Linked DNA regions of Homo sapiens: region 2 is linked to region 1. The links are chromatin contacts, found by Hi-C or POLR2A ChIA-PET in ENCODE. All regions are on one chromosome and are shown on one strand. The core of a region is the stretch at or near the end of the contact, and the rest is flanking DNA. Distances in the headings are between cores, read along the strand shown. Region 1 overlaps CHAF1A (chromatin assembly factor 1 subunit A). Region 2 overlaps SH3GL1 (SH3 domain containing GRB2 like 1, endophilin A2).

Region 1 (5,840 bases), core at 1,263-3,762:
TGTGAGCAGGTCTGTAAGGCAGCGTGATCCTGAGCCTGGGGTTTTCCTTCTCAGTGATGTCGTCATCGTGGAGCGTGGGAAGGGCGACGGTGTTCCCGAGAGGAGGAAGTTTGGCAGGATGAAGCTCCTGCAGTTCTGTGAGAACCACCGGCCTGCCTACTGGGGTACCTGGAATAAGAAGACGGCACTCATCCGCGCGCGAGACCCCTGGGCCCAGGACACGGTGAGCTAGCCCCAGAGTGCCTCCGTCCCCGTACCTCCTCACTGTGCCCCTTTCCTCCAGCCCCAAAGACAGTTGTGAGTCCCATGTGTTTCTTTTCTCAGAAGCTCCTGGACTATGAGGTGGACAGTGATGAGGAGTGGGAAGAAGAGGAGCCTGGGGAGTCCCTGTCCCACAGTGAGGGGGTAAGGATGTGCCCCAGCTGTCTTCACTCACAGACGGCTTGTGTTTGAGTCTCTGTCCCACAGTGAGGGGCTAAGGATGCAGCCCAGCTGTGTTCACTCACTGACAGCTGGTGTTTGACCTGCTGTGTGGTCTGAAACCTGAACGCACCTCAACATCCAGACTTCCAGCTTCTCTCGAAAAATCTCATCTGGTGACACTCGCCCACGTGGCTGCTGGGGATGGGATCCCGTCCGCATCTGCACCGTGGCCCCACAGCCCCCTCTTGCCTCCTGCGGGCCTGCTGCACACCATTTCCTCCTGACTGCCCAGCTGCTGTGACCTAGTGGGCTTTCTGCCGATGCTCACCGTGTCTGTCGGGAGGCCATGCAAAGCAGATGTTCACAGCTTTACATTTTTTTGTTTCTTTAAGATGGAGTCTCACTCTATCACTCAGGCTGGAGTGCAGTGGCGCGATTTCGGCTCACTGCAACCTCTGCCTCCCAGGCTCAAGTGATAGTCCTGCCCCAGCCTCCCTAGTAGCTGGGATTATAGGTGCGTGCCACCATGCCCAGCCAAGATTTGTATTTTTAGTAGAGACAGAGTTTTACCATGTTGGCCAGGCTGGTCTCAAACTCCTGACTTCAGATGATCCGCCCACCTCAGCCTCCCAAAGTGCTGGGATTAGAGGTGTGAGCCACTGCGCCTGGCCTACTTTGTTTTTAATAAGGCACACACTCTGCTTTTCTATCTGATGAACTCTTTTTTTTTTCTCCTTTTGAGGATGATGATGACGACATGGGAGAGGATGAAGATGAGGACGATGGTTTCTTTGTGCCCCATGGGTACCTGTCTGAGGACGAAGGTGTGACAGAGGTGAGGGAGTGAAGGGGGAGGTCACCGGCTCAGCAAAAGTTCATTTCTGGACTGGTGCTCAGTGGCCTGACCTGGGAGGGTGACGGGGGTCCCAGCCCAACCATACGAGATTTGGACTGCATTCCAAGCACGCAAGCTCACTCGTGGGAACAGCTGGGCCTGAACTTGGTATTACCTGGGAGGGTGGCAGACGTAGGAGGAGCTTGCAAGCGAGGGGAGCCATAGGAGCAGACACCCTGGTGAGGGAGCGTGGCCATGGTCTGTGGGTTAGAAGGCTGGAAACCACCCGAGCTGACATACAGTCAGCATGCAGCAAGACATGTGCATTGTAAGTGTTGAGTTTGATGACGTAACAATCAAGTGAATGTGGGCAACCACCGCCCGAAATAAAACAGAACTTCCCTATCTCTCCAGAAGATTGCCCACGTCTCTGCAGGCGAACCTGCCTGCCACCCCTTTCCAGATTCCATAAGGTTGTGGAACTGTCTTTTTTTTTTTTTTTCTTGAGACGGATTCTCATTCTGTTACCCAGGCTGGAGTGCAATGGCCCGGTGTTGGCTCACTGCAACCTCTGCCTCCCGGGTTCAAGCAATTCTCCTGCCTCGGCCTCCCAAGTAGCTGGGACTACAGGCGTGTGCCACCACACCTGGCTAATTTTTGTATTTTTAGTAGAGACGGGAGTTCATTATGTTGGCCAGGCTGGTCTTGAACTCCTGACCTCCAGTGATCCACCCGCCTCGGCCTCCCAGAGTGCTGGGATTACAGGCATGAGCCACCGAGCCCGGCAGGAACTTGCTTTCAAGCAAGTTGTTTTTGGTCCTGTTTTGTTTTGAAGGCCTGTCGTTTGGGAAGTGGGGATTTGGTGGGACTGTCTCATGGTTGGACTGGAGGCCTAGGCATTCCTTGTGCATATCTGACCACCGAGGCCTGAACTGTCAGTCAGAGAGTGGTCTCAGGCCCTGCATGTGTCTGCCAGATGCCTGGGCCATGTGGGTAGACACCCAACCCTGTTAAACGGCTCCACGATCACACATTCACCAGAAAATTCAGAGGGGTGTTAAAAGAGGCCTCATGGGTGAGTTCAGAAATATCTGTGACGCTCCCAAAGGAGACCAGGTGTGAATTATTCCATCTGGAAGAGGGGCAGCCAGCGCATGGTGTGCTCTGCCCTGGCCCTGACACTGTGGGAAGTTTTGTGCCCCTGTCCTTTCCTCTTGCTCCCCAGCTGGCTGGGGACTGGTTCCTCAAAAGAGTGCCCGGGCATAGGGGAGCAAGAACCCCAAATAAACTTCTGCTTTCTAAACCACAAGGAGTGTGCCGACCCTGAGAACCATAAGGTCCGCCAGAAACTGAAGGCCAAGGAGTGGGACGAGTTCCTGGCTAAGGGGAAGCGCTTTCGCGTCCTGCAACCTGTGAAGATCGGCTGCGTGTGGGCGGCTGACAGAGACTGCGCAGGCGATGACCTGAAGGTACTGCAGCAGTTCGCAGCCTGCTTCCTGGAGACCCTGCCGGCCCAGGAGGAGCAGACGCCCAAGGCCTCCAAGCGGGAGAGGAGAGACGAGCAGAGTGAGTGTGGGCGGGGCCAGGCCACCCACCTGTTCCTGGGCCCAGCTAATTCCAGGGCTGAGGGCAAGAGTCACAGGCTAGTGGGTCCGTGATGCAAATGTTCTTTCCACAAATAACAGAGGCCAGCCCTTTTCCTGTACATGTCCGTACGTTCAATGATGTCCCTAGCAGCAGGACGAGGCAGGTCCCTTAATTGGCTTGTTTTATCAACCAGGACACAGGCACAGAGAGTGCTGGAGTGGGGGCTGTGCTTTCTCAAAAGCCAGGGAGGGGCCGGGCACAGTGCCTCATGCCTGTGATGCCAGCACTTTGGGAGGCCAAGGTGGGAGGATCGCTTGAGCCTAGTGCTTCGACACCAGCCTGGGCAACATGGCAAAACCCCATCTCTGCAGAAAATGCAAAATTACCTGGGTGTGGTATCACGCACCTGTGATCCCAGCTACTCAAGAGGCTGAGGTGGGAGGATTGCTTGAGCCTAGGAGTTTCAGACCACAGTGAGCCATGATCCTGCCACTGCACTCCAGCCTGGGTGACAGAGCAAGACCCTGTCTAAAAAAAAAAAAAAACTCAAAAAACTGGGGAGGGACCATGGCACACAAGGAGAGCAGGGCAGTCATTTGGGTAGGAACAGCAGGCATTTGAAGTCAGCCCTGGCAACACACGTGCCCGGCCAAGGCTCACTTCTGGGCAGGTGCGTAGGTGCTACCCTGTCTTACACCCGCCCTCATGAGGCCACCTATCCCCGAAGCTGGCCATGCCCCAAGCCTCGGTGGCAATGAGCTTGTGTATGTGTTTTGTTTTTTGGCCTGTGGTGATGGGTGGCTCCCCAAGCCTCATGCCCACCCATGTTCCCTCCTGCCAGTCCTGGCCCAGCTGCTGCCGCTCCTGCACGGCAATGTGAACGGGAGCAAGGTCATCATCCGGGAGTTCCAGGAGCACTGCCGCCGGGGACTGCTCAGCAACCACACCGGCAGCCCGCGGAGCCCCTCCACCACCTACCTGCACACCCCCACCCCCAGCGAGGATGCCGCCATCCCCTCTAAGTCCCGGCTCAAGCGGCTCATTTCCGAGAACTCAGTGTATGAGAAGCGGCCTGACTTCAGGATGTGCTGGTACGTGCACCCGCAGGTGCTACAGAGCTTCCAGCAGGAGCACCTGCCCGTGCCGTGCCAGTGGAGCTATGTGACATCGGTGCCCTCGGCCCCCAAAGAGGACAGTGGCAGCGTCCCCTCCACGGGGCCCAGCCAGGGCACTCCCATCTCGCTGAAGAGGAAGTCAGCGGGCAGCATGTGCATCACCCAATTCATGAAGAAGCGCAGGCACGACGGCCAGGTGAGGTGGGGTGGGCAGGTGGGGGCCTCTGCAGGGCTTTTCTTTTTTTGTTTGTTTTTTGTTGTTTTGTTTTTTTTTCGAGATGGAGTCCTGCTCTGTCACCCAGGCTGGAGTGCAGTGGCGCAATCTCAGCTCACTGCAACCTCCTCCCTCCTGGGTTCAAGTGATTCTCCTGCCTTAGCCTCCTGAGTAGCTGGGATTACAGGTGTACGCCACCATGCCTGGCTAATTTTTGTATTTTTAGTAGAGACGGGGTTTCACCATGTTGGTCAGGCTGGTCTCGAACTCCTGACCTCATGATCCGTCTGCCTTGTCCTCCCAAAGTGCTGGGATTACAGGCGTGAGCCACCTCGCCTGGTGTTTTTGTGTTTTTTAAATAACCTTACTCTTAGAGCAGTTTTAGGGTCACAGCAAAATCGATTGGAAGGTACAGAAAGTTCCCATACACCTCCTTCCCCAAAGCCAAGCCAAGCCACCCAACATCACCTCCCAGAATGGTGCATTGGTTACAATCAGTGCACCTCAGGCCAGGCACTGTGGCTCACGCCTGTAGTCTCAGCACTTTGGGAGGCTGAGGCGGGAGGATCACTTGAGCCCGGGAGTTGGAGACCAGCCTGGGCAACATGGCAAAACCCCATCTCTAAGAAAAAATTTTTAGATTAGCCAAGCGGTGGCATGCACCTGTAGTCTCAGCTACTCAGGAGGCTAAGGCGGGAGGATTACTGGAGCCTAGGAGATTGAGGCTGCAGTGAGCTATGATCATGCCACTGCACTGCAACCTGGGCGACAGAGCAAGACCCTGTCTCTAAAAATAAATACATAAAACGCACCTTCGTTGATTTATCACCACCACTAGGGTTTGTTGCTGGTGTTGAGGGTTCTGTGATTTGAATGAATGTTGGATGCTGTGCGTCTACCTTTATTGTTTTAAACAAAGAGGCTTCTCCCCACTGAAAGGCCCCTGTGCTCTGCCCGTCCAATCCCTTGGAAATCACCAACCTCTCTATCTCCGTGGATCAGCCTTTTCCAGATTGCCCTGTAGCTGGAATCGCATCGTGTGTGGCTCCTTTGACTTGGCAGTATGCGTTGACAGTTCCTCCGTGTCTGTTTGTGGCTTGATAGCTCTTTTTTTTTTCACACTGAATAATATTCCATGTGGTAGCATTTTTATTTTTGTTCAACGGTTCTTGAATTTTGCATTCAAGCACAGTTATTAAGCACTTACTGTGCTCCAGGCACTCTGATCGGTCTCTCAGACACAGGTATATGCAGAACACCGCCCGGTGTAAGGCACAGACAGGAGCCTGTAAGGGGAATGAATGGCTGTGTGATTCCAGCCTTATGGGTGCCTCGGAGGCACAAGCGCATGGAGCCCTGGGGTGTGTGATGGGGGCACTGTCTGGTCTTAAGAAACTCTCATGCCCAGAGAGCCACTGGCCCCTGGCACCCACCCCTGGCCATAGATCGGCTTTGTTAACGTTCATTGCATACTTTTTGTCCTTACCACACAGTGTTCGGAAGTGAGTTTCTCTTTTTTCTTTTTTTTCCTTTTTTTTTTTTTTTTTTTTTTTGAGACAGTCTCGCGCTGTTGCCCGGGCTGGAGTGCAGTGGTGTGATCTGGGCTCACTGCAAGCTCCGCCTCCCGGGTTCACACCATTCTTCTGGCTCAGCCTCCCGAGTAGCT
Region 2 (5,803 bases), core at 1,086-3,585, 63 kb before region 1:
CCACACCTGCCGGGCCCCATCACTCCAGACCCAGGCCCATCAAGGTTGGCCGCCTCCACTATGCCCGGCAGAGGTCAGGCCCCAGCAGTGCCACCACCACACAGAGCACGCAGTTTCTTCCTCACCTTCTCCATCTCTTTGAAGTCATCATCCAGCTTGGTCCCCTCGGCCCCTCCGACCTTCTCACTGACCAGCTAGAGGACAGAAGAGGGGAAACGCTGTGAGCCCAGGGGTAGGAGGAAGAAGAGGACAGGAGGCCCTGAGCCGCCTTCCAGCCACATCGCATCCACAGCTGGAGGCAGGAGGCCAAGTGATCAGGACACACACCTCAGGCACTGCCGTGGGCACCCCAGGGCCACACGCTGCCTGCAGAGCAGGGTGGGCCTGCAGGGGGAGGGGGAGGGTGGGGGTGGCCTGCCCACCTGTGTGTGTCCCGACTGCCACTCACATACCCACTGGGGACCCTGCCACAGTAGGCCCCATCTGGGCCACGGTGGAGTCCAGAGCCTCAGCCTGAGAACACATGGCTCAGAAGACACTGCTTCCAGAAGCGCCTACACAAACATCCCCACAGATAGCAATGTGGGGATCTGCCCCCATCCTTGAGTATGTGGGGTCTACTTAAAAAAAAAAATCCTGCCAGCTTGGCTGGGAGAGGCAGCAGGAGCTGACAGTTACGAGAAGAGGTGCAGGCAGCCGGGCAGGGAGGCCGCCATTCTCCTGTGCTCTGGTGCCCGTGTCTGCAGGATGGGACAGCCCAGCCCTTGCCCCATGTGGACACTGAGTTTCACAAGGCAGTCAACACAGGCCTGGCACACCTTGGTCCTCACGGCTCTCAGCTACGGTGAAAGCGATGACAATGACAGGCACTTACAGCGTCTTTCCTCGTGTGGTGGGAAGGCAGAAGCAAGCACTGAATTCCCAAACCACTCCCTCTGACAGCGCCTGGGATGCGAAAAACAGCCCTGAAATGTCCCATGGAACATGGCGGGAACCACTGAACCCCAGCACCGCTGTCTGAGCACAGGCGTTGCTTTCTTCACCCCACGTATCCCATGTGTGCCTGGCGCCAAGGGATGCCGCACAGAGTGAGGATGGACAGTGTGAGGCCCTTCCCAGCACACAGCGCTTCATGAAGAGCCGAGTGGCTGCCAGGCCCTGCCACAAATGGAGGCTCCCAGAGGGAGGCCGCCTGAGGTCACAAGCTTGGCCCTGCCCTCTGGGGGCCAAGTGTCACAGGGTGTGCCATCTCTGAAGTCATCGGCAAATTTAACATCCCGGGTCTGATCACTTGTGTGAAGACGTGCACACACGGCCTGGGCAGGAGAGTGAGGTGTTGCGTGCCGTGGGCCATGGCCTGTGCCCCTGGTGCTCCCCAGGTCTGATTGGTGCTTGCCTGCCCCGAGCTGTCACAAGACGTGGCCAAGGGATGCCATGAGGGTCCGTGTGGTGCCACACTGCGTTGGCTGTGTGGGGCTGGGGGGTGTCCAGCAGGGCAGTCAGGAGTTTAGGACCCAGCCTGGGAGGAAGTGACCCAAGAGCAGGAAGTGCGGGGGCAGGAGAAGCTTGAGCCTGGGGCTCTGCCCACGCCAGGCACCTGGTGTACCCTCTAGCCCATGCCTGGAGGTCACAGCCCAAGGCACCATGAGTGCAAATGCCCCCAACCCCAAGTTCTGCAAAAGGTAGCCTGCCCGGAGTACACGGCTGGTCTTGTGTCCTGGCAACCTGCCCAAAAAGACACCAGCCCCTTTGCCAAGGAATTCCTGGCCCTCCTCCAAGGCTTGGCTCTGGAAGCCCCCACACCACGGGACTGTCCTCACCCACGCATCGGGACCCTTTCTGTCCACCTGCCTTCATGTGCGGGGTGTGCCGGGCATTCAGTGAGCACAGGCCCCATGCCTCTGACCCCTGTCCCTTTCCTGCCTGTGGGTTGGTGGCTCTCAACTCAGCCACACAGCACCTTGGAAGCTTCTTAAAAATCCCCTCGTTGGCCGGGCGCGGTGACTCATGCCTGTAATCCCAGCACTTTGGGAGGCTGAGGCAGGCGGATCATGAGGTCAGGAGATCGAGACCATCCTGGCTAACACAGTGAAACCCCGTCTCTACTAAAAATACAAAAAAATTAGCCGGGCCTGATGGCGGGTGCCTGTAGTCCCAGCTACTCGGGAGGCTGAGGTAGGAGAATGGTGTGAACCCGGGAGGTGGAGCTTGCAGTCAGCAGAGATCCAGCCACTGCACTCCAGCCTAGGCGACAGAGCAAGACTCCATCTCAAAAGAAAGAAGAAAGAAAAAAAAAATCACCTCGTCACACCCACCGCGGGAGGGCTGACTCTGGCACAGGTGAGAAGCAGGAACTGTCCCTTGCGGGGCAGGAGAGTGGGGCTGCCCTCCATTTCTGCTGAAGGCATTAGGAGGAAGGAGCCCCCCCTCCCTAGGTGTTTTTGGGGCGTTCCACTCTATTTCCTGGGACAGTTTCACTTCTTTTGATTGTGGCGAGAGAGGGCGTGCTCAGAGCCAGCGGCTGCCGGAGAGGGAAATGAGTGGCTGATGTGAGACTGGACTCTTCTGGGAAGCCGGGAGGAGAACTGAAGCCAGCGGGCTGCGAAACCACACCTTCTGGGCGGAGGCCACCCCGGCCCCACGACCTGCCCAGGCAGGACCCAGTGTGCAGGCTGGCAGGAGTGGCTCCGTCAGGGCCCTTCCCCAGCCCCCTGCCTCTCACAGGGCAGGAGGAGAGGCCCTACCGGCGAGGACCACATCCTGCCTCTGAGGGGAGGGGCTGGGGACCCGCCACGGTACCAAAGACCCACCTGGTGGCCTCTGGCTCTGGCCCTGGCCCCACCTGCCCATCTCACCTGGGAATCCAGGACCCTGCCTTCCTGAGCCCCAGGACGACTTCCTGAACCCCCACAACCGCCTGACTCCTCGCACCCCTGACACCCGGGAGGCTGTGCCCTAACTACCCGGGTCCCTCTGCTCAGCTCCAGCCAAGTCCCTTGTGGTGACTGATGGTCCCCCACGGGCCAGGCACTGGGCAGGGGACACAACCCTGTAAGGCCCCTTCTCTCCAAGGCTTATGGGCTAGAAACCAGCACAGATGGACACAGGGATGAGCAGCCACAAGGGAAACACGGGAAAAGCAAGGCAGCCGGGCCACGTGCAGCGCCGGCCGCAAGCGCGGAAACCAAGCGTGGGCTCCTGCCCGCTGGGGCCCTACTCACTGCGGTCTCCACACCAGCACACTGCTGAGCACGGAGGGGACCGAGAGTCTGCGGCAGAGCTGGGCGCCACGGGGAGGCTCACCAGAGGGCGCCTCTGGGCTCGCTGTCAGGAGCGAGTGTTCCTAACCCTGGTGCCATCTGCCAGGCAAGAGCTGCCTGTTGTGGGGCAGCCAGCCCCAATGCCCCCGCATCAGAGACCCTACCGGTGGGGAGGGAGGACTGAGGCCATGGTCCCAGCAGTCCATTCCTGCCGAGGGAGACTCTGCAGGCTGGCTGTAGCCCTGACTAGTGCAGCGGACTCAGCAGTGGCAATGACAGCTCCGCACTCGAGTCCATCCCATACCCACAAGGCTCGCCTCCTGTTCCCACCCCGCATGGCAGGAAACGGAGGAAAATAATGGGGCCACTCAGTAGCCAGGGACCCAACAGGGCTCAGGGGTGAGACCACCCTCCGCTGACTGAACCTGCATCAGGGTGGCAGGGTGGGTGGGGGCCCCCTCCCCACTCTCCCACAGGGCCCCACCTGGACGGGGTCAGAGTACCAGCTGCAAACCCCGAGTGACCAACCGCAGGCCCCACAAGGGCTGCCATCCTGAGAGCAACACCAGCGCCTTCTCTCCCCATGCCTGGAACAAACAGGCCGAGCCCAAGAGGGAACAGTCTCCAAGACTCTGCCCCTGCTTCAGATGCCGGCTGGCCTCCCACAGAGGCTGTGACATGTCCCCGCCTGGAGCAGGGAGAAGTGAGGTTTGGCCAACCCTGCCAGGCGAGGACCAGGGCTGAGAAGTCACTATGGGAGAGGCCCCGGCTCAGTCAGGCCTGGCAGTGGCCTCTGGGAAGGATCCCACTGTTGCCTGCCGGACACTTCCCCAGGGTTTGGCAAGACTGGCTTGTGGTCTTTCAGATCTTTGCCCAGAGATGCCCAGCGGAGACCTGCCCACTCTATGCTCACGCATCCCACCTGCACCCGCCACCTGCATGCCGCATGGATTTTCTGCCTGACCCTGTACTCTGTCACCTGTGAGCCAGGCACCTGGGAAACGAGCAAGCTGGACACGAAGATGGGGTTTTGCCCCAGAGCATGGGACTCTTGTCCCCCTGGGAGAAGGGGGCTATTCCTTTGAAGCCTGGCATTCATTAGAGTTTAGACCTTTGGCTCTCTTTGGAGGGGAGCAAGGGATGTGACACACAGAACAGAGAATACAAGGTGGAAAAATACAGAAATGAACTGTGAAGACACTGTGGACTGAGAGTCAGGACAGGGCTACCGTAGGCAGGAGAATCCCAGGTTTTACCCAGAGGGGTGTGGGCAGCTGCCCTGTGCCCGGCAGGCACAGCTGTGGTGGCCACTTGGCAGGAGCAGGAGGAAAATTCCGAATCCTGCCGAGTGGAGCTGGCTGCTGCCGATGGGCGGCCTTGGGATTTAAACATCTCAGCGGGGAAACCTGATCCACACAGCACGGAACACAAATGCCCGTCTCGGGCTTGGTGCCCCAGCAGACTATCTGCTCTGATGAATTCACAGGGTTTTGTTTTTTTTTCTCTTTTAAAGAAGAAAGCCAGCGTGGGGGAGGGCAAGGGAGGGCTGCTGTGGCCCAGCCTGCAGGGATGCGCCACATTTGCCCGCAGAGGGGTCGGCCCCAGGGTCCTCAGGTCTCACTGGCAGTCATGCTGTGGTGCTTGGTAATTTCCAGGTTCACAGCAGAGTTCACGGGTCCTCCCTCGGCTGGGGAGCGGGTCTCTGGCTGGTGTCTGCCTGCCCGTCGGCATCGGTGGTGCTGTGGTGCTGCACGCTGTGCTACAGAGCCATCTCCGCGTCCCTCCCTGCAGTCCTCCTCAGCGGAATCTGTGAGCGCACAGACCACAGGGGCCTCGCCCAGTGCCAGGCACAGAGCGGAGAAATGGCAGGTGGGCACGGCTGGTCAACCGCAGCGAATACCTGTGACAAGGCCTCATCTTTTTTTTTCTTTTTAAAGAGGCAGGGGTCTCACTATGTTGCCCAGGCTGGTCTCAAACTCGGCCTCAAGCAATCCTACCTCAGCCTTCCAAGTGCCAAAACTACAGGCATGACACAGTGTGCCTGGCCAAGGCCATACATTTACAGGACTAGGGGACAACAGCCCCAGGACAAAGCATGGGTTGGGGAGCTGGGGACCATAGGAGGGGGTCCAGGCCCAGCCACCTGCAGGACCAGGGACAGGGCAGGCAGGACACACGGAACAAGGGCCACTATTCACAGTCCCATGTGCCAGCCCCCATGCTAGGCACTCTGTGCCCGGCCCCCAACGTCACAGAGGAGGAAGCTGAAGGGGACGTGGAGGAGGCGAGTGCTCAGCCCCTCCTCACAGTGGGCGCAGTTCTAACACTGCAGCTGTGTTCAAGGCCTGGTCAGCCATGGAAAGGGGCAAAGCCAGGGTAAGGCCTGCAGAAGCAGCAGAGTCCTTATCAGACCTCTGTGCAAAACAGCTGGAATACAGGGTCGGGGTGGAGGCCCCAGGGAGGGACGTAAGGATCCCTGTGGTGTAGAAAAAGCCCTGACGTGGGAAGAGGGCAGGGGCAAAGGATGTAGGGATGTATCATAT

The links. Hi-C counts contacts between places; a loop is a spot of excess contacts on that map. ChIA-PET counts read pairs that join two places held with the same protein, here RNA polymerase II (POLR2A). Pooled maps may share reads with other maps.
Region 2: a pooled map shows a loop between it and region 1 (2.6-fold over the local background). The contact joins two enhancer-like sites. A Hi-C loop is called at or near these places in 2 of 168 maps with a recorded cell type or tissue (CD14-positive monocyte and endothelial cell of hepatic sinusoid) and 2 of 50 pooled maps. POLR2A ChIA-PET finds 5 or more read pairs at or near these places in 5 of 52 experiments (Caco-2, H1, HCT116 and 2 more).

Annotation. Positions count from the first base shown.
Region 1 is chr19:4,429,384-4,435,223 of GRCh38, forward strand. CHAF1A (chromatin assembly factor 1 subunit A) reads left to right here. Exons shown (of 15, transcript NM_005483.3): 9 at 55-223; 10 at 325-405; 11 at 1,166-1,258; 12 at 2,569-2,824; 13 at 3,687-4,156. Among named protein-coding and RNA genes, the nearest start is that of MIR4746, 14 kb to the right of the region's middle. RefSeq lists an enhancer at 1,347-2,110. Within about 2 kb of position 2,513, at least 3 of the 41 ENCODE cell types and tissues checked have a DNase peak (open chromatin) inside an H3K27ac peak, as active enhancers do; they include CD14-positive monocyte, where a contact is called at or near this core.
Region 2 is chr19:4,366,801-4,372,603 of GRCh38, forward strand. SH3GL1 (SH3 domain containing GRB2 like 1, endophilin A2) reads right to left here. Exons shown (of 10, transcript NM_003025.4): 2 at 126-194. Among named protein-coding and RNA genes, the nearest start is that of MPND, 26 kb to the left of the region's middle. RefSeq lists enhancers at 1-43, 2,192-3,141, 2,500-2,689, 3,142-4,089, 5,634-5,803. Within about 2 kb of position 2,336, at least 33 of the 41 ENCODE cell types and tissues checked have a DNase peak (open chromatin) inside an H3K27ac peak, as active enhancers do; they include CD14-positive monocyte, where a contact is called at or near this core.